Regions from separate parts of the Homo sapiens genome. Here region 1 is linked to region 2. Evidence: read pairs that join two places in POLR2A ChIA-PET (ENCODE). Cell type or tissue: GM12878. All regions are shown on one strand.

Evidence for each region. Peaks named below come from ENCODE experiments on the same cell type or tissue, not always from the same donor. Only the 100,000 strongest peaks of a DNase experiment are listed, where the experiment ranks them.
Region 1: POLR2A ChIA-PET joins it to region 2 with 5 read pairs; 3 of 35 experiments call an interaction of 5 or more read pairs at or near these places.

What each region holds. Positions count from the first base shown.
Region 1 is chr3:195,509,974-195,512,473 of GRCh38, forward strand. No RefSeq gene overlaps it. Among named protein-coding and RNA genes, the nearest start is that of PPP1R2, 32 kb to the right of the region's middle. In GM12878, no CTCF peak of the experiment used is centred here; no DNase peak of the experiment used is centred here.
Region 2 is chr3:195,128,331-195,130,830 of GRCh38, forward strand. The region is part of intron 3 of XXYLT1 (xyloside xylosyltransferase 1); the gene reads right to left. Among named protein-coding and RNA genes, the nearest start is that of MIR3137, 5.0 kb to the right of the region's middle. RefSeq lists enhancers at 1,167-1,546, 1,687-1,996. In GM12878, no CTCF peak of the experiment used is centred here; a DNase peak (open chromatin) is centred at 1,451; H3K4me3 peaks cover 1,988 bases; H3K27ac peaks cover 2,500 bases.

The DNA of each region.
Region 1 (2,500 bases), 380 kb after region 2:
AGCACTCTGGGAGGCCGAGGCAGGCAGATTGCCTGAGCTCAGGAGTTTGAGACCAGTCTGACTAACATGGTGAAACCCCGTCCCTACTAAAAAATACAAAAAAATTAGCCAGGCGTGGTGGCTTGCACTGTAATTCCAGCTACTTGGGAGGCTGAAGCAGGGGAATTCCTTGAACCAGGGAGGTAGAGGTTGCAGTGAGCCGAGATCCTGCCACTGCACTCCAGCTGGGCAACAGAGCAAGATTCTGTCTCAGGAAAAAAAAAAAAAGAACAGTTTGGAGGAAAAAAACTCAGTTTCGAACATGATGTTTATGATATACATAAGACATGTAAGACATGTAAGCAATAGACATCGTGATTCTTCTGTTCTACCTCTTTTATATATATTTTGCTTTTTGTCACAGTGATTATATATCTTTGTTCTAAGAACCACTTTTTATTTACCTTTTCAATGTGCATTCATTCCCCAGCAAAATTCCTGAGCACATACTTGGTGCTTAATAAAGGTTTAATAATGTTCTAAAAAACAAACATCTTTTCCTCTCAGCTTTATCAGTGTGTCCTCACTGAGTCCAGAAAATTTCAGACTCTAGGTCTACAGAACAATGCTTGAAGCTTAGAGTAATAGAGAATATTATTCTGGGTTCAATTTACTTAGTAATCTGTTCAATTCCACCCCATCTCCCAGGACTGTTTTTAAGAGTCCTAGATTGGATTACATACTTTGTGATTTACCATGAAAAACTAACTCTCAAAAGCTGGGCATAGGGCCGGGTGCGGTGGCTCACGCCTGTAATCCCAGCACTTTGGGAGGCCAAGGCAGGCGGATCACAAGGTCAGGAGATCAAGACCATCCTGGCTAACACAGTGAAACCCCGTCTCTACTAAAAATACAAAAAAAAAAAAAAAAAAAAAAAAATTAGCCAGGTGTGGTGGCAGGCGCCTGTAGTCCCAGCTACTCAGGAGGCTGAGGCAGGAGAATGGCGTGAAACTGGGAGGTGGAGCTTGCAGTGAGCCAAGATCACACCACTGCACTCCAGCCTGGGCAACAGAGCAAGGCTTCATCTCAAAAAAAAAAAAAAAAAAAAAAAAAAGCTGGGCATTGGCCGGGCACAGTGGTTCATGCCTGTAATCCCAGCACTTTGGGAGGTGGATCACTTGAGGCCAGAAGTTCAAGACCAGCCTGGCCAACATGGCAAAACGCCATCTCTACTAAAAATACAAAAATTAGCTGGGCAGTGGTGCGTGCCTGTAGTCCCAGCTACGCGGGAGGCTTGAGGTGGGAGGATCACTTGAACCTGGGAGGCAGAGGTTGCAGTGAGCTGAAATCACACCATTGTGCTCTAGCCTGGGCGACAGAGCGAGACTCTGTTCTCCAAAAAAAAAAAAAAAAAAAAAAAAAAAATGCTGGGTATAGCTGTGTGTACTTGTAGTCCCAGCTCCTGGGGAGGCTTGAGGTGGGAGGATCCCTTGAAACCAGGAGTTGAGTCCAGCCTGGGCAATAGAGTGAGCCTCTGTCTCTAAAATACACACAAAGACTCAGACACTCCTACTTGGGGAAGCAGGGACCAGTTTGCTTTTCAAAGTTAGCAGTGAACCAAAGCACATTTCCTAAGACAGTTTCAAGCTAAAGCAAGACTTCCATATTGTGGTTTTGACCCAGCCCTTCCTTCCCCAGCCCCTTGTCCCCCAGTAAATCAACTTAGGGATTATTAAAACAGCAGCAGAAGCTTAAATGGCAACAATCCACAAATCTGCTTCAACTTCTGAAATCCAACATTTGTACCAGGCTTTTGTGTTAAAAATCATCTGACATTTCTGATTTTTGTGAGAACTGTCTTGCTTAGGAAAAATTTTGAGGTAGGTGACTAGAGACATTGTATTAGTCTGTTCTCACACTGCTATAAAGAACTACCTGAGACTGGGTTATTTATTTAAAAAAGAGGTTGAATTAATTCACAGTTCCACAGGCTTAACAAGAAGCATGACTGGGAGGCCTCAGGAAACCTACAATCATGGTGGAAGGCAAAGGGGAAGTAGGGACATCTTCACATGTGGCAGGAGAGAGAGAGAAAAGGAGTAAGTGCTACACACTTTTAAACAACTAACTCTCCTGAGAACTCACTCCTCATCACAAGAACAACAAGGGGGAAATCTACCCCCATGATCCAATCACCTCCTATTGGGTCCCTCCCCAACAATGGGGATTACAATTCAATGTGAGGTTTGGGTGGGGACACAGAGCCAAACCAAACATATCGGAGATCTTCATTTGGTACGAAGAAAATCCACATAAAACTCTGATAAATGGCAGTGGCTTGCTAGCCCAGCCTTCTCAGTCTCACCTACCAGAAAGGCCTCCTGAGAATGGCTGCAGAGGGTGAATGTCTTCTTACTCCTTCCTTGTTCTTGCAAAGCAGCGCTCCCTCTCTGCTCTGCACACCTAAGCTTGAAACTCTTTAAAGGCAGGGAAATAATCTTATGTGTGTATTTCCCAATTT
Region 2 (2,500 bases):
CGCATTCATCCTCCTTTCCAGCTGCCCCCCTTAAATCTCATCTCAGCCCCAGGTATTCATGTTTTCACTCCTCTCCAATCTAATCTCCACCATGCAACCAATGTCAACATCCTAAAATGAAAATGAAACCAGACCTCCCCATCCTCACCAGGATAAAGCACAAATGCCTTTGCATGGTTTATGAGGCCCTCTGTGTCTGACTCCTTGGACCAGCACTCTTACCTGCACACCCCGGGCTCCTGGACTAAACTCTCATAGCTCCCTAAACTACCCTGAGCCACTGCTCCTGTAGCTCCCTGGACCTAAAATGTCCTTTCTTCCTGACCAACTCCTGCTTTCCTTCCAATATGTCACCTCTTCCTGATGCCTTCCCTGATTACCTCTAATTGGGCCTCTCCTATGTGTTTAGAGCCCCTCATCACAATACTTATCTGTTACTTGCTTACTTGAATGTCTCCCCCCTTGTATAAGCTCCTTGAAGGTGGAGACTTTTATTTCTGTCTCTTCAAATCTTAAAACACTGGTACACAATAAATATTTGCTGTGCAAGAATGACTGGCTGACTGAATAAATGAAAGCATGCGCCAACACTGGAAGATTAGTAGAACCGTCTTGTCCCAGTGGCCAAGAAAAACATCCCCATGCGAGACGAGTCATTTTCATTCTCTTGGAAAGTAAAAAGGCAACTAAATCATTAAAATGAAATAAAAATTTTCATCTTTTAAAAAATGACTTTATACAGATCTGTCAGTACTTAATGCTTGTTCTACCCTGGAAAAAATATTGTGTGGGGGGAAGGTCGCGGCTAACATAGAGAGGGACAGCAGAGTTTAGCGTGAACACTGAAGTCTGCACTTATACGGCAGCCATTTACAACCTCCTGCCCTCTCTCTCTCTCTTTTTTTGGTAACAGCTTTCTTGACACATAATTTAAATTCCATACAATTCACCCATTTAACATGTACAATTCAGTGGATTTTAGTATGCTCACAGAGTTGTGTAACTATGACACAATTTTAGAATATTTTCATCACCTCAAAAAGAAATCTCGTACCCTTTAGCTATCGCTCCCCCAAAACTCCTGGACCACCTGCCCCAGCCCCAAGCAACCATTTTTGCCTCTTCTGGATATTTCATCTCAATGGACGCATATAGTGCGGTCTTCTGTGACGGGCTTCTTTCACTCGTCTTAATGCTTTCAAGGTGCATCGTGCTGCGGCATGTATCAATTCTTCATTCCCTCTATGGCCAAATAACATTTCATCATATTTTGCTTTTCCATTCATCAGTTGATAGACATTTGGTGATTTCCACCTTTTGGCTATTATGAATAATGCTGATATGAATGTTCATTTGCATGTTAGTGTGCGGGCGTATGTTTTCAGTTCTCTCGGGCATTTGGTGATTTCCACCGTTTGGCTATTATGACTCATGCTGATACGAACGTCCATTTGCATGTTAGTGTGTGGGCGCATGTTTTCAGTTCTCTCGGGTCTCTGTACACCTATCTAGGAGTGGAACGGCTGGTCAGGGTCACTAAGTTTGTGAACAGCCAGACTGTTCTTCAGAGCAGCTGTACCACTTCATATTCCCACCACCAGTGAGTGCGGGTTCCCATGCCTCCAACTCCTCACCAGCACCTGTTATTGTCCTGCCTTTCTTTTTTTATTATAGCTGACCAGTGGATATGAACTGGTGTCTCACTGTAGCTTTGCTTTACACTCTGCCTGATGACTAACGATGTTGAGCATCTTTTTGTGTGCTTTTTAGCCATTTGAATGTCTCTCCTGCCATTCTGCCAGTCTCAGCAAATACTCAGTGCAAGCTACTCAGTTGCCAGGATTTCCTGGTAGATCTGTGGTCCCTCTCTGAGGACCCTCAGGTACAGCCCCAGCATGCCCACCAACAGGTAGGAGCTGCCCATTAGCACCTTTAGAGATGACTCTGGAGCTGGCTTTGAAGTGACAATGATCACACTCAGTAGACAGGGACTATCTGAATGCAGCCTGCTGTCTTCTAGAAACTGCTAGGCAGGTCTGGGCTTAGAGGGGAAAGGCAGAGATGAGTGAAGATGGGGTGGACCCTGCTGGTCCTCAAGGACTTTATAACCTTTAGCTGTGGAGACACCAGGTAAGATTAAATAAATGCTTTAACCAAGTCATTAGCAGAATGCTTCAGAAATGGAGGAAAGAGGAGAGGTGATTCCTACTTACGGGTGAAGTGTAGATCAGGGAAAGGGTTCATGCCAGTAGCTATGCTAGAGCTCAGCTTACAAAGGAAGTAAGTTTCCACAGCCAGAGTTGGGGAAGGACATGCTATGCTAAGAAATCAGCCTGAGCAAAGCACTGGAGGCGAGAGGAGGGGAACGGAGGCAACAGGCAATCTGGAGGGGCTGGGCTCAAGTCAGCACCTTCAAGAATCTGAACAAATGTACCCATGGCCATACACAACAAAACGTGCATACAATTTCAGGGTGCAGGGAGAAGGGAGAGGAGGGCAG